2 separate regions of the Homo sapiens genome follow, and region 2 is linked to region 1. A link is a loop called in an ENCODE intact Hi-C map of the cell type or tissue named here. Cell type or tissue: Caco-2. All regions are shown on one strand. Each heading gives the region's core, and the rest is flanking DNA. Links, peaks and the distances in the headings are about the cores only.

Region 1 (11,665 bases), core at 1-8,000:
TTAATTTACTACGACTACATCTTAACTAATTGCTTCTGGAAAACTATATTCCCAGATAAGCTCATATTCTGCGATTCCAAGTAGACACGAATTTTTGGAAAACATTATTTAACCTACTACATATACACTCCAACATATTAATTAAAAATGTATCTCCCTGTTGTTGCTTTCAAAATATTAGTAATTTTAATTTATCTTGCGAAGATTTTGATACTTGTTATTTATGTTTAGTTGGTCTTCCTATTTTTCAGGGTTTTAGGCATTTTCCTCATTATTTTTAATTTCTCATCTAATTATTTTCCTTTTGCCTTCATCTGACACAGTTAAACTCTAGCAAATAAAGGTATAATAAATTTATCATATTTTAACATATTTTATCATATATATGTATATACATTATAAGTGATTATATATTAAATGTAATAATTTCATATGTAATAATATATAATGTGTATTCAATATGTAGATATGTATATTCACTGTATTATGCCCCCGAAATTCATATGTTGAAGCTCTAACCCCCAATGTGAAGGTATTTGGAGATAGGTCCTTTAAGGGGTTAATTAAGTTTAAATAAGGATATAAGGGTGGGGCCCTAATTCATTAGGACTGGTGTCCTTATAAGAAGAGGAAAAGACAGCGAAGATCTCTTTCTCTCTGTGCACGAAGAGGAAATACTATGTGAGGACAAAATGAGAAGGAAGCTGTCTACAAGCGAGAAAGAGAGGCCTCACTAGAAACCAACCTTGATGACACCTTGATCTTGGACATCTAGCTTCCAAGACTGTGAGAAAATAATTGATATTGTTTAAGCTGCCCATTCTGCGGAATTTTGTTATGGCAGCCCGAGCTAATGCACTTTGCATGGAATTATGCCTGTTACCTAGGTAACCATTTGATTATTCTATATTTTGTCATCATTGTGCAATAAGCAAACATGTCCTTTCTAATATACAATAAACATGCCATTTCTAGTATACAATAATTTATACAGTAAGTTTAATATAACCAATTTTCCAATTTTAACAATCATGATCTATCCTCATGTATATGAAAACCTAAGATAAATCTTTTTTTTTAAATTAAGGAAATTTTTAGAAAATCATTACTTTAACCAACTTCAATCTCTACCACTGCATTTGGAACAAATAATATTTAGTCAGATGGAATGCCTCTCAAATATTTAAAAGAGTAAGTGTATATATTTAAGATGATAAATAATTGCTTTAGTTGATCCGTTAAGATGGTGGAAAATTAACATTTGAAGTATTTTAAAGAATCTTTAGGGTATTTAATGAAAAGTATTATTAAAGATACATAGCTATAAATAACAACAACAACAACAAAAAACCCTGAGTGACAAAGTTTGAATAAAAATCATATTTGAAAATTGCAACATCTCCTAAAGCAAAAAAAGGCAAATATTTAGGCCCGTTTTCTAATTTCAGGTAGATTTCATTTTTCATTCCTTTATGATTTATTTTTTAAATCCATTTCCTATAATAGAAAAATGCTACCTTGAAAATTCATCTACTTAGAAAATTATGACATGCTAGTTAAAGAACAGTGACTACTGAGTTCGTGAAACATGAGCTCACATTGAAATTTGCATACCACTGTTCTAATTCCAGTTTTGCCTGTAAACTAGCAAAGTGACACTGGAATATTAATTTAGCCTTGAAAAACAGTCTAAGCTTCCATATAAATCCAAAACTTTGTGAATAAGATACCATTTAAATGATAATCTCTTTAAAATCATTTTAAGTTGCACTTTTCCTAGTTAAAAATGTCAAGAAAACACTCAAATTCTTTTGAGATATACTAAGTTAAACTTTTAAAACTGTAAGTTGTATTTTTATAAATAACAAGCATAAATATATTGGCTGAAGTTTAACTTGCTTACTTCACAAATATAGTTTATTTCACACTGAAAACATTCTTCAGCAATCTAACAGTTTAGGTTGACACTAAAGACTAATATTAGGCAAGAAAAATGTAAACCACTGACTTTCAAATATTGTTTCCCTATAAGACCTTCAAAACCCATATTGTTCCTAATAGAATTCTATGTTTAGCTTCAATCATTTCTCTCTCTCTCTCTCTCTCTCTCTCTCTCTCTCTCTCTCTCTCTCTCTCTCTCTCTGTCTCTTTCCCTCTCTCTCTCTCTTTCGAGACGGAGTCTCGCTCTGTCACCCAGGCTGGAATACAGTGACGCGATCTCTGCCCACTGCAAGCTCTGCCTAAGAAGGTTAAGTAAAGAGAATATCTGGCCACTTTCCTCAGTGTATCTCAGTAAATACTATGTTATTTAGCTCTTCTATCAGCAGGTAAGCTATAGGACCTATTACTTGTAATGTTACTCAAAGGAAAATCTCATCTCTTTCAATTTTTTTTCAAATTAATTAGAAAATTGCATGCTTACTATGATGTAGGGAAGACAGAATAGGGACAAAATAAATTTTATAGTTTATTCAGTTAATTTGTGTGTGGTAAGGTGGAGTGGAGAAGGTGACATTTGTAATTGCATATCATATTTGCAAATGCAAATATTTGCAAAATGTCAATATATAGAGTCAGCCCTCTGCATCTGTGGATACAACAAACTGTGGATCAAAAATATTTCAAGGAACAAAAAATATCAACATGGTAATAAAAATAATGTAAATAAAAAACAATACATTATAACAATTATTTGTATAGCATTTACATGGTATTAGAGTTATAAATACTCTACAGATGATTTAAAGTATACAGGAGAATGTGCATAGGTTATATGCAAATACTGCCATTTTATTTGAGAGATTTGAACATCTGCAGATTTTGGTATCCTCAGAAGTCCTGAAACCAATTCCCCGAGGATACCCATGAAGGACTGTACATATACACCCACACACAATGACTTTTATTCCCACACAGGTTTGTGGGGAAAAAAAGGAAGAGTGAACTTGGGTTACATGAATCCAATTGGTTACACCTAATTTTCTCCATTTTCTCTTCTTCACTTCTAATTGCTAAATTAAAAACAATTAATAATTTTCATAAAATGAGTATTTTGTTTTCCACAGATACTTCTTAATGCTATCATTACAAATACTCTACTGGAACATATATACTCCCTCCTAAATGTTCTATATTATCAAAGGTATACTTTCTTAAAGAAGTAGATTTGAGATGACAGAATTTCATGAAGATTTGTAAAATTAACTATAACTTGTTAAATATGGATGAATATTAACTTGTTAATTTAAATTGAGCAGAGATAAAGGAAAGCAAGGTCAGTAACTTCTATTATCTATCATTTTTAATAGGAAGCTATAATAAAATGATAAATTCAGCCTAATTTATGTCTAGATCTTTATTAAATAAGATCGATCCAATATTCAGCAATTATCTTAATATAATAATGTATATATTCATTAAAAATATTAAAGACTTTTGCTGCAGACCTCTGTTGGGAATTGTTCTGGAATGCAGTTTATTCTCACATTGACAGGATCATTTAACACATTTGGACATTTTCCTGAATCAGAAGGATTTGTAGTCACACGAGTAGTAGCTGGAGTTGAAGTAGAATCACTAATTTCTGGGGGAGGAAAAAACTCAATAAAATAAAACATGACATTAAATTAATTTTCTCAGAATTATCAAGTAATAAGTACTTTTTGAAAGAATACATGAATTCATATAAAATGAAAATTTTAAAATAAATTTTGCATTTAAAAAGACCCACAATTTCAAGCACTAGTCATCAAAAGGAAAAGATCCAATCATACTTTTAAAATTGACAGTGTAGAATCCTATTGACTGTTTCTGAAGAAATACAAAATATATTTACAAAAGGACTTGGTGTAGATTCAGAAGGTAACAAAATATACATTCATACTGTATTTACAACTTGTATTTTATAGCTGAAGAAAAGATGGAGCAATATGAGTTATGAAAAACATATAGAGAAGGTGAGAAGAAATTAGAGAAGAGGAAAGTAGGTGAAAGTTATTCAAATTATCCCTTGCAAGGGAATAATTTGATAGGTAAAGTAGAGAAAGCTGGAATAGCGAAGAATGGTAGATACCAACGCCATATAAATAACATTCCAGCAATGAGATATCATTAAAATATATTGCTTCATAATACAGTAAGCTCTCAGTTTCTGGAAGTAGGTAAAACAAAAGATTAACAGGAATAGGAAATGCTAACTGTAGTCTAGAAGATAATGTGTAACATCCTTTACAATACTGATTTGCTCAAGAGAGAATAATGAAGAAAGAGATTCAGCATTCCGTATGTACCAACTCTAAATTAGAATTAAAATATTCAGAAACAGATAATTAAACTATCCAAGTCTTTTTTCAACTTTCCTCTACCTGCCTTTCTCATACAACCTCTCTCTCTCCTTAAAATAAAATCTAACCAGAACAAAGAATATTTGCTAAAATCCTTATTTCCTTTGCAAGTGTGTGAAGGCTGGAGCAAAAACCCAGGTTTTCCCACTAATGAGATGATGCTCACACCAGTAGGCGATTATTCCACCTTACATTAACGATTTGATCCCTTTGCCTCTTTGCTCTTTGTCAAGTAGCTAGGGAAGGCAATTCATGTCAAAGCACATGGATTCCTTACTTACAATAGCTCATCATTGAAATATGGAATATAATGAATAGAAAAAGTGGAAGTAATTGTGTAACTTACCCTGGATTTTTCTATAAGTGTTTCATCTTACACAGATTATTTTTTAAAACCTATAACTATTGTGGAGTAACTTCCTCCTAACTTCACGATAATGTAGCCATGCTTTTAATGTACTACTTACCATCAACAGCAGGTGTCTTAGTTGCTAAAACAACAATTAAGGCAATAGCTATTATAGTAACTATGACAAAAAGGACAATCAGAGAGATTTCCAATCCACTAAATTTCTTTCTTGCCATCTAAAAACAGAAAAGAATATATATTTAAAATGTAAAATATATAACTATAATAAACCACCAACAATTCTCATGAAATTACATATTCTTTTTTTTACTATGTATAATGCAGAGTTGAAGACAGCACTTACATAATATCCTAAATTAAGCACTTACTTAATAATATATTAAGCATGTACTTAATAACCTGAAACTTATACTGATATAAAATGTAAGCAACACATGCAATTTAAAGTAAAAGGAATGAATTACTGATGCACATTACAGTAGTAGTAGTACACTAAGATGAAAATACAGATGGAAAAAAAGATCTTCAAGTAGGTGTGTCTTGCCTTCTCATTTAGAGCATTTTGCAAGGCAAAGGCTTCCACTTGCACTGTTTCTCAATTCTCACAACAATTCTATGAAGGAAATAGTTATTCACATTTTACTGATCAGGAACTTTAAGCTTAACAAAGAATAAGTTATAGTTCAAAGTTAAAAACTTCAGTTTTTTTCTTGAACTCTCCTCTCTCTAATTCCAACACTACTTTCCACAATATTGTCGAAAAGAACATAAATACATATATTTGATAGAATAGTATATATTTGGGAGTTGCTACTCTGTTTAAAAATCTTTTGAATTTTCACCAAGTTCCTTCATCAAACAGCAGCAAATGAGATATACAAAACTCTTATATCAAAAATACATATTTATTATTAAAAGACATTATACTTTTGAGGTAGCATATGGAAGATACCCAAATGTAGACAGGAAAGAACACATCTCCAATAATTATCTGAAAGCATATTTGTTTAATTTAATTTTGACCACATATATCTTATTTTTCTTAGTTCTCAAGTTTCCATGGATTATCTGTATTCTATGATTTTAGTATAAATCTTAATTCAAAGACATATACCAAAGTAGAACTTAGAATTACTACAGTAAGTGCTTTAATAAATTATTGGGTTTAAAATCACGGTTTGTTTTTTTTTTTTTTTTTGGTCTCACAATGGTCCCTGTTCTGTAACTATGTCAACTCATGTACCCAGTTGTCCCAACCTAAACACCTTTTTTTCCTTCTTCCATATGTTTTACAACATTCAATCATTCAATAAGTCCATCTGACTTTATCTTCAAAGTATTTTTAGAATTATGCCTTCATTTTATCCCCAGCACCACAGCATAATTTTTAGATAACATATTGCCTTCATACCTGCTGTTCAATTTCAATCCCTCCCCATCCACTCTTCTAGGTGAATTCTAAATTTTGCTGAATTCAAATGCCATGGTGAGTTCCTTACCACTCTGAGGCACAGTTAATCTAGCCTTTCTTCATTTACCATAGCATATTAAATGTCCATTGCAATTATTTATGTATATGTTAATTTCCTCAATTAGATCGTTACATTCTTGTTAGCAAAAATTATAAAAGTAGTCAGAGAATAATATTAAGTAAGCAAAAACTTAATTTTTTAGTATAGCTTATAAATGAATATCTGCAGATTAGCATTTATTCTTAGTATACAATTTTCTGTTCCAGATATGTAAGCTGTTTATTGCATCAGTAATTTTCAAAGAAAATGAATGTAAAGTAAACAGAGCAACAGGTAACATACAAAGCTGTTCGAAAAATGAAGCCCAGTTGCGTGATGTTATGTTGAGAAATGACAAAGTTACATTTAGTGTACAACTTTAAATAAGTGTAAATCTCATTTGAAGTGATAACCTACTTTGCTACCAAGAAGTCAATAATGAGAATTGTGCTTTCCTTTTTGATAAGGGAAGTCTTAAAAAATGCATTTTTGTCATGAAACAAACTCTCCTTTGTCTAGAAAAATCAAAACAAAATTTAAAACAATTGCTTAAAATTACTGTGATAAAAAAATATGATCCCTGTAATTTTGGATTACAGTAATTTTAAGCAACTCTTCTTGGAAAATATATATTGATACCCTTTCTCTGCATATTTATTATGAAGATGAATAATACTTTATTGTATAACAACTTGATGAATGATCTTTAAAAGGTCAGCTAGAAAACAGTAATGTTTTATAAATGTAGCATTCTATTTTATATAGATTTTCTTAAAATATATTTAAGCATACTTTATTATTCATCTATTTTTCAAAATCTTAATCAGTACTCATTTTCTTTCATATAGAGTCATTAAACAAAACTTGCTATGATTCCACCTAAGTCTTACAAAAGTTATAATGAAGAGTTGGGCCAAAAAAAATCCTGTATTTAAAAAAAAATTAGAAATATTTTTTCCTGTTTAATACAAGGTACTACATATTTCAAATGGCAACTTAAAATATATGATATTGCTATTTTAGCCTAGTGCAGATAGATGGGAATACTGCTAACACAAATTAAGAAAAAATATAATTAGTTGAAAACATAAAAATAACAAAAAACATATGAGCCATAGACTTACCTTATTTCATAGCCTGTTCTCTTTGCTATGTTGTACCAGACTTGGATAAGGCTGCCAAAATAATGATCAAGGAAAGCTGCTTAGGTATATATTGACCTACTCATAAAGTTTTATTGCACCCTTACCAGCCTATCAGTGTTTAATAATCTTCTGCTCAACATACAATTGTTAAAAGCCTTAACCCTGAAAGTAGTTTACATAAATGTTTCTCTCTGGGAATCTAAGTTAATTAGTAATTGTACTGTCAGATACTCTTTGATTTCTCAAAGCTGTGAACTATTAATATCTTAAGAACATAAAAGTAGTTCTTTCTATTTTTTCTCTTTTCAAAATTATATTTATTTTATATTTGGATTTTGTTATAATAACTATTTTGTCCATTGTGTGCAATTTAGATCCTCACTGGAGAGTAGAAACATATTTGAAAGACAGAATCTGTGAAAAATTTTCAGGATATAACAATTAGAAGATAATATTTTATAAAAAGTAATGATTAAATAAAAATTATTCCCTGTATCTTGTCTTTGATCTTAAGGTTGAAAAAGTGACCAAATCCTTAAGTATAAAACATAAAATAGAGGTGCCCAGATCAGTAATTTAGAGATAAAATCAACATTTTTATCTATTTATTTACCACAGATAGCACTCATTGAATTATAAAAAATCATATTGTAAACCTTCTCATTTCATGTAGTAAAATGTATAAAATTAATTACACTACTGGTTTAAGCTAGCATAATGTTTAAAAGCAATGGATTTGATATAATAAATTTGGATATAAATGCTGGCTGTACTATGCTTACCTGAGAAATTGTGGGCAAAATACTACCTATAAAATCACTAAAAGAATTATATGAGCTAATATTGCTTAATTATTATTGACCCCAATTTGACTCTGAAATTGTCAGAGTCTAAGCCTTGCATACCATCTGGATACTATCTTTTCAACAAAATATATATTAAAATAATGTGTTTGCATAAAGTAGAGCAATTAGTTTTTGAAGCAAACTAAATATGAGTCTAAAAAGAAAATTTAAAAAAAGTATGCATGGATTGTTGTAAGACTCAGTAGCTATATAAAGGAGAAATTTCAGTATATAAAATCAGTTATATAGCAATAAGTTTAAAATCAGTCCAGAATGATCTAAATAGGAAAAATATAATAAAACTTTTGAGTGATTTACTCTCTATTCATATGCCACATTATTTTATATGTGTAAAATCTCACTAAATGAACTCAAAGCTCCTAGAACCAATAGGCAAGCAAAGCAAGGTCACAGGATATAAGGTCAACATACAAAGGTCAATCATGATCCTACCTAATAGCAAGGAAGAATTGGAAACTGAAACTACAATATAGATATAGACAGAGATATAAGTTGATAGATAGCTAGATTATCAATTAGAATAGCACCAAAAAATGTTGATGAAAAAGTTAAAGATTTTAAAAATTGAGAGATACGCCATATTCATAGACTGCAAAACTCAGTATTAAGCTGCCAATTTGCCACTATTAGATCTACACATAAAATATAATCTAAATCAAAACTCCATGAAGTAAATATAGACAAGCTGATTGTAAATTTTGTATACCAATTTGTATAACAGCTTTATTGATAATTTCCCCAAACTGGAAACAACAAAAGTGTCTGTAAACTCTGGCATATCCATACAATAGCAAACTACTCAGCAATGAAAAGTTATAAACTACTGATTTATGCAACAACATTGATAAATCTTATATTTCAGATCAATTGTTTTCCCTTTAATTTTAGTTCTCTGATAGATTCAAGAGAAATAGTTAACAAGTTGTCTTTTTATTTCTTCCTTTAGAAGTGAGAGCAAAGATTCTTTCCAGCTTTCCACATCTTTGAATTGAAACGATAAGCCTCTGTCAAGTTTTAACTAGTCCTCCTTTACATGTTCCTTTATTTATAGAAATATTTCAAGTAACAGCTTTTGTTCTCTCCAGTTAAAAACTTTGTGTGATTTTCATGCTGCTAAAAAGACACATGCACATGTATGTTTATTGTGGCACTATTCACAATAGCAAAGACTTGGAACCAACCCAAATGTCCATCAATGATAGACTGGATTAAGAAAATGTGGCTCATATACACCATGGAATACTATGCAGCCATAAAAAAGGATGAGTTCATGTCCTTTGTAGGGACATGGATGAAGCTGGAAACCATCATTCTCAGCCAACTATCGCAAGGACAAAAAACCAAACACTGCATGTTCTCACTCATAGGTGGAAATTGAACAATGAGAACACTTGGACACAGGAAGGGGAACATCGCACACTGGGGCCTGTCATGAGGTGGAGGAAGGGGGGAGGGATAGCATTGGGAGATATACCTAATGTAAATGACTAGTTAATGGGTGCAGCACTTCAACATGGCACATGTATCCATATGTAACAAACCTGCACATTGTGCACATGTACTAGAACTTAAAGTATAATTTAAAAAAAGAAAGTCTTAAAGAAACAGACAGAAAAAAAAAACTTTGTGTGATTTTGAATTTGTGTACCTTCTATTTCGTATCGTTATCTCCCTGTCATGTCAACAAACTGGCCTTTGTTTTAAGCAATTACTTCTGCCACCCTAGCTCTGGTTCCAACAATGAACCTCAATCAATCGAATAAGGTGTTCAAAAAATGCTTAGAAGGTAAATTCAGATAAAAATCACAAAATAAATGTATTCAATTATAAGCATAAGGAAGTTATGTACAGTAATTAAAAAGGTGTTTTAACTTAAAACATATCATTTTATTTAAAAACAAATATAAATTCTTAAAATTTCAATTATTAATATAAAGTTGTCCAAAAACTTTAAAACTTCATAAGCAAAATGATCCCCAAATTGAGTTGGATAGTCAGCAGGCAGGATGAGTTGTGAACACCAAAAGTGAATCATAACTGGTGATTGACACCTAGTGTAATTAGAACAGATTAATGTTCAACTACTCTCTTTAGGGAGTATTATGTACTTTGTCTCTGAAATGTGCATGTCAGAATTTCAAACATATGGTAGTTAAATCATGGACGTCTACAGTAGTTAAATCATGGACCTCAAATATGCACCTTAGGTTAAAAGTTACATGATTTAATATACTAGTTTTATATGTTACTTGCCACCAGGATGCAACAAAAAGACAAAAATCGAATTTTCACAGCGATAATGCAGAGATATTTCAAAATATTAAATAATAAAAAATGTTCTGCTTCTTTTAGAGGCCTGTGAAAAAACTAGAAAGAAAACAGCCACATGGCAAGAGAAGAAGGAATGGAAGAAGGCTCTGGGAGGTGTTGAATTTGTTTGAGTTCTTTCTCCTAGAAGACAGAAGCAGGTGCAATAGAACACAAATATAAAAAGGGAAGCCAAGGTTCCTGCCTGGGTCATAAAAAATACTGGATACAAAAGATTTTAGAAGAAGAAGGAGAAAACAAATTCAGGGGCAAGACACCAGAACCATTGGAAAGACCGATGGAGAGTTACGTGAAGAGCTTCCAGAAAATAAGGCATATACAAGTGCTAGTATTCCAGTCTTACACACAGATGCATAGATAAATAAATAACATCACACATTTGCTAATAAATAGCACAGATGACTTTTTAGATGTATCTCTAGATGTAACGATTCTTAGAAGCTTCATACCCAAATTTCCAGATATCTTCAACAGTCTAAAGTAGAACTCTTTACCAGCTCCATCAAGACAATTCTTTATCTAGCTCTATCTCAATTGATATCTTTACATCTCCCCAAGCAACGTGAGCTCAAGACTTTTAATTCCTTTTTGTTAAGCGTTCTATATTGACACTTAATTCTGCAAGTGCTCTTCCTCAGTGTCTCATACGTAATTCTATTTATTTGCTGCTACTGGTATAACAATTACATTATTGTAATTGTTTCCTAACTGGTCTCCCAAACTCCAGTTATTCAACTTTTCTCTTTTCTCTAAAGTAAAACCACCCACCTCTCACCACAAAATAATTCAACTCATTATATGCCCAGTGCAGTAGTCCAATGATACTTAATGCCTGGAGGCGGAGAACCAAATTTCTTAACCTTATTTTTAAAACCCTATACCTTTCATATTTGCCATTTCATCTCCCCTACTTTTCCCTTCATAACAATGTGTTTCATGCTTGTAGTATAGTGCTGTCTTAGCTTGTCTCATATTAAAGCTATCCATAATTGCTTCAATTGGTCATGTGAGACTGGAAATGCAGAGAGAGCCAGGACAATGCTTTCCTTGCCTTTGCTTAATTCAAAATGCTTTTCAGGATGTTTTATATACAGTAGAATAT
Region 2 (12,327 bases), core at 1,674-9,673, 110 kb after region 1:
TTAAAAACTACATCTGTGCAATAATGCAGTATGTAAACTGTCATTTGTTTCATAAAAATGTTAGTAGATGGTGTCCACATATATATGCATTGTGTGTGTGTGTGTATATATGTATATATCTATATCTATATATATATACACATCCAGAATTCATTTGAGCAATGTTCACTTACGTTATCCACATTTATAAAGAGAGAAGCGTATAAGATCCAAATTAAAATGCAATGTCATTATCATTTATACTGTTAAAATTCAAACCATAAAAATAAAAGGGGGGAGCAATATTACAGGTAACAAAAATACTTTAAACTATGTATATTTGGCTCTGCAATAGTCATTGCTCTGAAACGTTACATAATAAATTATAATAACTTTAATAGATAATTAAGTTTTCTTAAAAATAATAATAATTGGTTGTGTTTCTTAAATACATTCTAGTAATGGGCTAAGGACAGTTATGTTACAATGGCCCAAAAATTAACTAGCAGGCAATGAGGAGTTCTTGTTTGTACACAAGAAACTATTACTATTTAAAAGAGGAAAAAAGACCTCCTCATTTATTTTACACATCTGTACCATGAACTAATCTAAATGTTTTAATATCATTACTTCAGTTCATCCTAGTGATTTTTTGTGTTAATATTTACTTTTAATTATAATTTGTTCAGTTATCATCAAGGTTTGATTTTCAGTGAATTTGTTAACAGATGCTAATTGAAGTGGCTTAGTAAACCAACTGCAAGATTTAAACTCTTCCAAAGATAGGACACTTAAAGGTGAATACAAAAACCTAGTTCAAACTTTCTCCATTAAGCCTTTATCAAACGGTTTTCAGAAAGAGGACATTTTCATTTTACCCCCATATTTCCATTGTCCTTTTTGTTGAAGATTTCCTAAAGAAAAAGTGAAAAATTCATGGGCCTGGTTATTCCACAGACAGATTTCATACTTATACTTGGAGTTAACATTTTTCTCTATCTACTTTTAAAATTGCCAGCTAAAAAAGTAAAACAACAAATGAAGGGTCAGTTAGGAAACAGAGGAACAGATTTCAATTTTGAATTCAAATTTGGTTAAGCAGAGAACGTATAGGGGAAAAAAAAATTGCAATTGGATTTAATACACATGAAAGATTGAATTTAGATAAACCTTAAGGTTTTCTATTTAAAAAAAATTACAGGATCTGTTAATACTTTACATCTTTGATGGGCTTGTTTTTACCATAAAGTTTGTTACCACATACCGAAAAGAAAAGTATTTTAAGATAAATTGTTTTACCAGAATTCTGAAGGAAAAAAAAAAACACCCCTTAGAATTCTTTGTGGCCACATAACATCTGAATAGTCAAAAGTTTACACTGTAAATAAAAGGAGGAACAATATGTGGATTCTAGTAGCTTTAATGAAGGCAATATTTTGGATGCCACAGCAAAGATAAAGAGCATTTCAGAAGAGGAAAGGCAAGGTTTTGAGATTTTCAAGATGAGTTTCATATTTTTAAAACACTTAACTGATTTTGTCAATGTCCACATGTAGTTATAGTTTTACTATAGGTTCTGACATTTTTCATCAGACTTATGAATGATATCATAATCAGGGGATATAAGTTGAATTATCTTCTCAGCCTAGGTACAAAACTAAGTGACTTGGGCATTTTGTTACTGGGTGTAAGAATTGTCATCAATCTCTGATCTTGCTTTGACACCTGATTTGAGCTCAATGCATATGCCCTTAGTCATAAGAATATCTTGGCACTGAGTCAGAAACAGAAGTAGAAGCAGGGATGTCAGCAACAGTGAAAGCAATAAGTTCTGCAGGAAGAACAGAACTTCTTTCCATCTCTCCACACAATCAGGTGATATCTTTCTTTCAACATCTTTTTTTTCAGAGCTAACTTTGACATGCCCAGGTTTAGGGAAGTTATGCTCTCGTTTCAAAGCTACCAAAAATGATTATGCAGTGTTTCATCATTCAAAAAGACTCTAAACCTACAGGTTCTTAACAAAATGTATCAGAAATACAACAGCTCTGTCTTCACATATAACACATTGTAATATGGGTAATAGAATACCTTTCATTTTCAAGAGAACAATCTCCCACTTATTGTAATTGACTCAAAATAAAGTATTCATGTTTGTTTTTATCTAAGTCAATGGCATATTCTTCTTGATACAATTTGTTTGGTTTTGATACAGTTTAATACATTGCAAACTCATCAATCCATTGTACTTCTTATTGGTAAGTAGATAGACTAAATATACTAAAGAACCTTTTTTTTTTTTTTTTGAGACGGAGTCTGACTCTGTCCCCCAGGCTGGAGTGCAGTGGCGCAATCTCGGCTCACTGCAAGCTCCGCCTCCTGGGTTCACACCATTCTCCTCAGCCTCCCAAGTAGCTGGGACTACAGGCACCGGCCACCACGCCCGGCTAATTTTTTGTATTTTTAGTAGAGACGGGATTTCACCGTGTTAGCCAGGATGGTCTCGATCTCCTGAGCTCGTGATCCTCCCGCCTCGGCCTCCCAAAGTGCTGAGATTACAGGCGTTGAGCCACCACACTTGGCCAAGAAACATTTAATTAGGCATGCTGAGCCTTTCTGTTACTGGGTGGTGAAGAAGAAAGGCTTCTTTTTACTAACATTCATTGGGTTTTAAAGTTTAATGGTACTGTAGGAGTTGGTTTGGGTCGAACTGTAAATTTATTATGATGCCTTTGGGCTGTATATCTTTGAAATCCACCACAAGAATTATTTTCTATTAGAATTTTTTAATGTAAAAAATCATCTGTGTGAGTGCAATAGAAAAAAATACAATTTCTCAAGAATTTGTATTATCAGGAGTAAAAATTACCAAAATAAAAGAAGATGGCCATAGCATGTTGCCTCTTCACAACTACTAACCCCTGGTATACACTTGATTTCTCCATATAAAAATTATGTCTCTTCAATTCAGATTCCCTATAAGCAAACTAAAGATGGTAATATTTGTTTATTATTATTACTACTATTATCAAACATTTTAATTTAAGGATGATGTTTTAAAAGTAAAATGGGATGTTGGATGTCTTAAACTGGATCTTACTTCTCTTATATTTCACCTTTAAGATCTCACTTTTCCTACAGACCTAGATAAATTTAAAAGGTCTTGTCTAATTAATGAAGTTATTAAATTGTTTTTACCTGTAAAATTTATTCTATAAATAGAAAAATGGAAAAATAAGTACTTGCTTTTTATTAGACTTATGTTGCATACTTATATGAAGAAATTAGTTCCTATACTCTGAAGACTTCTGAAGACTTAAAATAAATCACAATCTCACTGAGATGTATTCCCTATGATTTAAATAACAAAATGAAACAAATTGGAAGATAAAATAACTTATAAATTCAGAAATATTAATTACAGTGTTACTTTTTACATGTGAATATTCCGAAAGTGAAGACTCAAAATTTCATCCAGCTTCTCTTGGATGGTGGCTAGACAGAAGCAAGAAAAATAAATGCATAAAACAGAAATTGTTATACATGTAATAAAAAATGTGTAATTTACATATAAGTAAAATTCAGCATATATAAACTATATACATGTATATACAATGTATATACATATATAATAGTACTATATACACACACACACACACACACACACACAATGGCCCAATTATACATGTGTTATTGCTCCTATTACTTTTAAAAGGCCTATAGTATATTAAACAGAACATAGTATATTGAAGTGAATACGGTGATTTTAGTGATACTTATTTGTGTTCTGTTCACCTGAATATTCAGTGGAAAATTTTGAGCTAAGTGTAAGTTATAAATGTCTAAGTTCAAATGAAACTAGCTCAAATCACTTAAGATGGAGTGTCCATTGATTACCACTTCCTCTCACATTATCTTGACTTGTTATAGTCGTATTTCTCAAATTTTGTGTAGCATTTCATTAATGCTCCCTTTGTCATAGCCATTTCACAAAAGCGTAACATTTATTGTCCTAGACAACATAATTGCAAAAGGACAGGACTGTACGAATGATGAATTTACACTGAGTGAATCAAAATAATGTGTTGCGATGGTTAAAGTTCTTTTGTTCTATAATTGCATTATAAATTTTCATAATCCTAAACATATTCTTTTCAAATATCAAGGGTTTAAAGTAATAGTGCCAGGTTTCAAAAGAAATCTTCAAGCTCAGTCATTAAATTTTCCTTTCGATTCCCTCTCTCTAAAGTTTATTAAAATTATAGTGTTCATCATCCTTATATTTAAGTATTTGCAATTACATAAAATAATATAGCATTCTAAATAAAAATATAAAAACATCTACATAAATAATACCACATATGATGTATAACATGATGTTAAAACTTATTGAATTAAACTAATAGTTCATTTCCAATTATTTCTCACTAATCATCTTATAGTTTGAGATATTACAATATTTTTATTATTTCTAAATATTATTACTATACTTGGTAATAAAAATAGCAATGAATAATAGCAAGTAACTGCCAGAACTGGGTCTGCTTTAGTCAAGTTAGTCCTCACAATGAAGTGAATTAGTAATCTAACTTTTTCTTAAAAATAAATATTTTACTACAGCAAAAACATAAAACATATTATAATCATAGTACCTACATGAATATCCATCGTGTTTAATGAAATCAGATCTAGTATTATAAACTGAAGCTAACTTAGGTAATTTGAATGCACAGCAAAAATAAATGTCCTAACCAGGGGGTGGAAAATTCCATAAAAGCAAAAAACTATTCCCTTAAATACAAAATTCCATTCTCATATAAATTTATTTTTGCTAAATAAATAAATTTATTTCTCATTCAAGGGTGAAAGTACCACCTATATTTAAGACCAAACAGTCTTTCTGTATTTAATAAGTGAAATATAAACATTATAATTATCAAGTTATATTGTGATTTGATATTGTTTATGGGCACTCATTTTTCAAACGTTGAAAGCACCAGGGTCTTTTGAGATTGTACTTTAGCCTGATTTGTATAAAATGCTGTGTTATGAATATGTGCGTGGTCATTAAGGAAATGAGGACTACTATCTGAAGCATCTAGCTTTGCACTTTTAAGTTTTTACTATGCATATGCTTTCTATTATTCCCCAAACCATTTGATTAGGAGGAATGGAAGTATGATAAATTGCTAGTTCAGAGAGACTCTGTAATTTGGGTTTTAAAACACTTAAAGTGTAATATTGGTTTTATGTACCTTAAAAAAAAGAGACAGATGATTAGAAAGAATAAAGGAGGTGGGATAACCAGAAGAAAGGTGATTTGTGGGAAAGTAAAAAAAGAAAACAAGAAAGAAAAGAAGAAGATAAAACAAAAAAGAAGAATGACACTTATCTAATAATTGGCCTGACTCTTCTGCATAAGAGCTTCATTTCAATATTACACAGACAGATAAAGTGAATGATGTTCATGGGCTTTTTCCTTTTAAAATAATTCCAAATTATATTCAAATAATTGAGCATAAAAGTTATAGATACATGTCAAGAGCCCCAAAACTGCAATTTTATATGTATATACTTGTCTTTTTTATTTTTATGCATACCTATGCTGATATTTCTATATAATTAATTAAGAGGAATATAAATATATTCTTGTAGACATTCATGGGGCTTTTCATTTTGTTACTACAATGCCTTCGTGCTATTGTAGTCACACACCTTCAGAAGCTGCTAGACTCATTCTCTTTTTGTGGAAAAAATTGTGATGTAAGGCTTCAGTGACTTGTGATGAATTACATTCAACACCTAATGATAATTCCTGCTATGGGCACTTTGAGGAAACCCTAGCAGAGAGCACTGACCTCGCTGCACAGTTCTGCGGGTCCTGGGTCTGTGGATCTCTGGAACTCTGCTGCCCTCTAATGGCCTACTTAGATAAGTGCCTGCCTCATAGGTCTGTTTTCTTAAGTTTCCTCCACCAATTTGATACCGGCACCATAAAAATCCAATATTCTTTGGTTTCGCTCACATATAAATGGATCTAAACTTGGTTTGTTGTCAGGTTAATTTTTCAACATAATTTTAATGTCATATGACGAAAAACTCATTCAGCATCCTCTGACTTAGTTCAAGCGTTATTGGGGCCAGTTGCTGTAAGTGGTTGGAAAATGGTAACCAAATATAAGTGACAGCTTTCACAGGATTCTGGCCATCTAAATTGGCTCCACGGCCTTTGATATTTATTGGGTTGTGTGGGTGTGTGTGGAAGCGTGTGGGTGTGTGAGGGTGTGCATGTAATTGGACTACATATTTTAAAAACAATAGCAATTTTACTTTCCAATTTCTTTATCTCATTTATTATCTTAAGATGTATGGATCCTAGATTATCTTCTCCTAATTAATCCTGTACTTCTTAGCGATCTAGTTACTTTATTTTCTCCCCCTTGCATCTTGCCTGGGAAACAGTGCATCACTGGTTACTAAGACTGAAATTCATAATTCAAGGAAAAAAAAGTAAACCGTAAGTCACATTTTAAGTCTCAATTGTATCCTGGTTTGGACTAGAGATGGTGGGATATAAGATTTATCAACATCACAGTGCATCAAACCCGTTAATAAATTACTTTCTGTGTAACAAGTAAAAGAAATCATTTCTAAAATGGAAGCACGAAAGGCATGGCATAGCTGGAGTTTAAGGTTCAAGCTTTGTATCCTCTATATATAATGTATTATGTTTTTCAAAAACTTTTTATTAGGAAAGCTATACCAGAGGCATAATCACTATACAATGATTAAACATTACCTTTACAATTTATAATCACTGAAATTACAGAATAAATATATGCACATTTCTTTTGAATCTTTGTGTGTGAGAGAGAAAACATTAAAAGTGCTTCCTACAAAGCTGTTAGTGATATATACCCAGTTGCTTTTTTTAATATTATATATATATATAAGAAAGTGCAGATGTTCTCCAAAAAATCTTGGCATCAGGATGAAGTGTCACAAAGAGGGTGCTCATCCCTAGGCGTGTGTCTTCGGCTGTTAAACCACCAGGCCTCTACTTCAGTAGAATCCAGCCTAGAATGTGACTTTTCCCAGGGTGGTAGGAGAGATGCTGTGAGCTGTACACTAGCAGTGAAGGGTGGTAGAACTATGGAGAGGAGAAAAATGGATCAAACCCGAACTAAGCAGATTGAGTTGAATGGAAATGGTATGGAGTGTGTGTGTGTGTGTGTGTGTGTGTGTGTGTGTGTGTGTGTACCTGCACCAGCAGGAAGAAACTGCAGGTTTAGGGACCATGGTCTGCAGATGGATATGTGTATGAGAGACAAGATAGTGAGTGAGAACATTCGAGCAAGACCCGCCCCCTCCCTCCCCATCTTGCAGTTTCCAGGCATGCAGCAAACTGCATTGTTAATACATGTACAGAATCTGTGCCATGATGATAAGAAAGAAAGCCACAAATGACAAATGTCAACTTGTTTCCCCCCCTTTAAATCAAAACTACAACTATAAAAAAAATAGTTACTGAAAATAAAAAGACACATTGAATTTTACTTAATTAGGATCCATACAATGATCCCCAGTATATCTTATACATGGCACAGTCAAAGTCTCAAGTTTCAGTATAAAAAAATAATGATAACATTTGCTGGCAAAAGTCTGCGAAGGCACTTTCATTGATTAATGATCTGAGTATGGCCCTTCCTCCAAATCGCATCTGAGAGGGGAGAGCATACATCTGTATTCTCTAGTTATCATGCGGTTTTAGTTTTGTTCAGGGTAGGAAAGATCGTGAGGATGGAGTTACTGGGACAAGTGTAAAGGGAGCAAGGGATATATTTCTTTTATTTTCCTTTTCTTTTGAAAAAAAAAAAGCACTAATATATTTTCTTCTCTCTGTTAGAACCTGTATGTTGTCTTCTCCAGGACTTCGAGGTAATCCGGCTTGGTTTGAAGTTTGGCCCTTAACTCGAGGTAATCACTTTTTTGGGTTTGGTGGTCTGTGAAGCCCTTTCCAGCCGAGAAGAGAAGGGTTTCTTTGAGCCTGGCATCCTGCTGTAAGTCTGGGTATTGCATGCCAGGAGGGTGCACGTGCAGTTCCTTTAATTTGGGCACTGTTCCATAGAGACAGTCCACAAATCCCACTGTGCAGGGGGCAGGCTGTGGCCTCTCTCGATCTAGTAGCATACTGCCACTACCACAGCCTCCCCCAGGAGGAAACAGCACCACCCCACCATTTTTCTCATGGTGGCGGAACCCTGCCAAGTCTCCCCCAGTTCCCCCAACTACTCCTGAAACCCCACCAACTGCTGGGTGGTGAGGGTGATGGTGATTCACCGTCACTATGGTGTTAAGCTGGGAGCTGGACACTGCTAGGGCCCACTCCTTCTCTTTTTCCAGCAAGGTCCGGTAGTTACTATGGTTCTCCTTGGGTGTCTCAGCAAACTGCTCACTTCCTAGGAGAGCCTCACCCATTCCCGGTGGTTGTGTCCCTGGACCCCCACGTTCTGCACTCCCTGCTTCTTGGGCTGATGAAACAGCCACCTCCTCCTCCTCACGAGGCTTGTAGATGGGGTTGTTGCACATTTGGGTAACCGGGTGGGGGATGTACTCATACACATGACCCACGGGAGGGGCCTTCTCTGGAGAGGAAAGAGTTGGTCGACCACCACCCCCACTTCCGCCACCACCACCTCCACCATCCTCAAACAGCCTGTGGCATTGCATTTGGATGCCAGTAAGGTCCACACCTTCCTGCCGCTTGCTTCTGAAGGGCAGCTTCTTTCGACGCCTTCGGAGCACGTAGGCAAAGAGGCCTGCAGCAACAAAGACTGCTGAGAAAAACAGAACCAGCAGGCTGAGAATTAACACAGAAAGTGGCACAGGGCCCCCAGGAGGAGAAAACTCATAAGGTGATGCACTGGTTGGTGCCCCAATAAGGTGAGAATCTCCAGGCTGGGCTGGGGATTCTCCAGCTGGTGCAACGTGCAGCATCTCTGGGCAAAGAACTTCCAGCTCAATAGTGCGCACATCACGGTGCGTGAGGTTCTCAGGGCTCCTGCAAAGCACATCACCAACCACACTGACTGAGCTGATGGTTTCGATCCACTGTTTAAAGGGGACCAGGTCACAGGTGCAGTCCCAAGGATTCTCATTGAGGTCTATCTGGACAATGGCATTCAAGTGTTCCAGGACACCAGCCACGGGAAGATAGAGGAAGTAGTTCTTCCTCAGGTTGAGCCGGGCCAGGGATGTGCCAGCAAAGGCGTCTGTTGGCAGAGTCCTCAGTAAGTTATTATTGAGGAATAGCAGCTTCAAGTTGGGCATGAGGCTGAAGGCTGCAGGCTGGATTTCCCGGATGACATTGAACTCAAAGTACAAGTAGTGCAAACTCTGTAGGCCTCGGAACATGCCTGGTGTCAGCTTCTCTATATCGTTGCCATTAAGGAAGAGGCTCTTTAAGTTGGGCAAGTTGATAAAGGCCCCATCTTGGACATAGGAAATACGATTGTTCCCCAGATGCAAGAGATCCAAGGAAGAAAAATTCCAAAAATCAGAACGGTATATTTTCTGAATCAGATTGCTACTCAGATACAGTTTCTTGGCATTCAAGGGCCTTGGAAGAAGTTCAGAAATGTTATTAAATCCTCGCTCTTTGCAGTTGACAGTCAAGCCAAGGTCATTGATGTGCAAATTACAGGTACACCCAGTGGGGCATATAATGGGGATTGGTGGTCTGGTCTGATAAGGAGCAATGGGAGGCTGGTTTGGACCAGGATATAAAGCTTGGGAGGTGGAGGGTGGCCTTGGTGTTCGAGGCTGTTTGGTGGGCTTAGGCTGTTTATTTGAGGACTTGTATTCGACAGAAGAAGCAGTAAAATGAACAGAGGATAGCATTGAGGAAGGCTTAGTTGGCCATGCATTCTCCTTACTTGATGACGAATGTGGAATTCCCAAACTAGCCTCTACCTCAGAGTCAGACAACAAGGGACAGAGTTCTGTCTTCCTGATTTCTCGTAGGTCCTTTCCATGGAAGTGGAAAGGGGTCTCACAGGTAATGTCTCCCACCAGGGCAGTATAAGGAATGCGTTCCAGCCAACTCTTCAGTTGTACAATTTCACATGTACAGTTCCAAGGGTTTTCTTCCAGCTGGAGCTCCATCAGGCTTCTGCCAATGTGATCTAGCATTCCTCGGTAAAAAAGAACCTTTAACCTATTTCCACGTAGGTCCAAATGGGTTAAAGAGACAGCCTTAAATAAATTGGTTGGAAGCATGGGGATGAGATTATCATTTAAAATCAGAACCCTCAATTTACTTAGGTTCCGAAATGCCCCACTCTCAATACGTTTAATGACATTGTAATCTGCCTGCAGATATTCTAGACTTTCCAAGCCAAGGAAGGTGTCATTTCTGAAGACATCTAGTTTGTTTTCATGTAGATATAGTCTCTTTAAAATCTTAAGACCATTGAAAGCTCCAGTCTGAATGTCCTGCAATGCATTGTTCCCAAGATTAATAGACACAGCATTATTCAAATGAAGAAAACTGTTGGTATATAATTTCCTCATAGAATTCCTCTGCAGATACAGTTTAAAAGGTCTTGACCAGAACTCGGTAATCTGACTAATATTTGTAAATCCTTTACTGTCACAATGTATATGAAAGAGGCTTTCTTTAACTTCACAGTAGCATGGATCAAAACAGGGCTCATCTATTTCCTCTGAGTCCTCTATTAGGGGAATCGGGGTAGTCCATCCTAGAGCAATTGTGCTTAGAAGAATTATCCACAACATCCTTCCTCTGTGAAGCATCTCAGCTATGGAAGGTTTCATCGTTCGTGGTTGATTACAAAACTGCAACAGAAATAAAAATGCAGATTTTTAGCTTTTAGTCATATGTACTATTTTAATTGACTCCTACATGTGGGGCATTTTAAGAGCTATATAAAAACTTCAGCAATTGTTGAAGTGACACTCAAGATGAGCTAGCAACATACTTAATGTTTAGAGTGTGTCCTATATTTTAAACTTAGGAGACTCTGAAATATTGAACCATGCAGTGACATTTTCCTGAACCAAGCCATACTTGGTAAACGGCATATTGCATGAACAAAAGCAGCCTGCATTGCCTCTGTATAACAAACAACAGAACTGGTATATCGTACTTCCTTTTAGGCATAGGCAGATTCAGTAATAATGGCAATAATGTGGCCATCACACCTGTTTGCCTGTTAAAACTCATGTTGACATCAAAGATACTCATAATAAATCTGATTGGAACTCTGATGGGAAAAATATGTTCTTTGAGTTATAGGTTTTGATGATTAAAAAGACATGATATACTCCAAAATTATTATATTGATTAGTGTGATAAAGTATGAGCCTATTGCTCAATATCAGATGTTGAGATGTGTAAAATGATCAGCATCTCAGGAAAACTTAAGATTTATTTTTATGAAATGATCATAACATGCTTTATTACAGTGTATAGTCAGTATGTACACTATATGTCCACATCTTCTTGCCCAATAATACATTATTGTCATCTTCTTTAATTTAATAAATAATTTGTATATATTTGTATCATTTGACTATTTAAAACATGTAGGAGTGATTAGCCCTTCTAAAAAACATGCCCGTGCAATTGTCAGAGCTAAAGATAGGGACAGCTAGAGGATGCTGAGTCTGAAAGTGTCTGAATTAAAACATTTGCAAAACTTAGTTTGGAATGTGTATCTGCGCCTTCAAGATCAACTGAGGAACCCTGTAAAAAGCTGGAAGAGCAGGTGGCTGGTTAGAGGGGAGGTGGGTAGTTAAAGTCAAGAGAGAGTGGAAACCTCTATTCTTACCTGCTGATAAATGATCTATCACACGAAATAAATTTCAAAAAAGATATCATTCTTTTCCAATCAGAAGAAACAAATGCAGTGCACTATTCTGATAACAGTCTTTCTCTATGCATCGTTTTCCTTGCCTAATAACATCAGTATATGAAAATGTTTACATAAATGATAATAATGCAGTTTTATTACACTGTCCTTCCTGAGTCACTAAAATATCAATCAAAATTTAATAGCTGATTTTAATCAACAAAAATAAACCAAAGTTTCTAGCATATATTTTCCTCATAGAGAGCACACAGAAAGATATATTTCATCAACCTTCTTCTTAAACCACAATGATATAATTTATAGGAAAAGTGAAAGAAATAAATCTTCACATTACACTCGCCTATAATGTTCACAGCTGTAAAGAAAGGAGATACCGTGAGAAAGCAAAGAGAAATCTGCCTCAGACATGCAATACTCAAAAATTAAAAACAATTCAGTGAAAAAGAGGGAGAGA

Evidence for each region. A loop is a pair of places that touch in the nucleus more often than their neighbours do. Peaks named below come from ENCODE experiments on the same cell type or tissue, not always from the same donor. Only the 100,000 strongest peaks of a DNase experiment are listed, where the experiment ranks them.
Region 2: a loop joins it to region 1, with 9 times the contacts of the local background. A loop is called at or near these places in 4 of 110 quality-filtered maps.

The regions. Positions count from the first base shown.
Region 1 is chr3:165,071,085-165,082,749 of GRCh38, forward strand. It overlaps SI (sucrase-isomaltase), which reads right to left and starts at 7,412. Exons shown (of 48, transcript NM_001041.4): 1 at 7,349-7,412; 2 at 4,811-4,928; 3 at 3,447-3,583. The coding sequence starts at 4,928. It overlaps LOC105374192 (a long non-coding RNA gene), which reads left to right and starts at 943. Exons shown (of 5, transcript XR_924668.2): 1 at 943-993; 2 at 1,088-1,191; 3 at 2,174-2,327; 4 at 6,452-6,518; 5 at 10,588-10,953. In Caco-2, for the core only: no CTCF peak of the experiment used is centred there; no DNase peak of the experiment used is centred there; H3K4me3 peaks cover 804 bases.
Region 2 is chr3:165,180,016-165,192,342 of GRCh38, forward strand. It overlaps SLITRK3 (SLIT and NTRK like family member 3), which reads right to left. Exons shown (of 2, transcript NM_001318810.2): 2 at 6,705-10,836. The coding sequence starts at 10,815. The coding sequence ends at 7,882. Among named protein-coding and RNA genes, the nearest start is that of SLITRK3, 10 kb to the right of the region's middle. In Caco-2, for the core only: a CTCF peak has its summit at 5,894 (motif pointing left); a DNase peak (open chromatin) is centred at 5,866.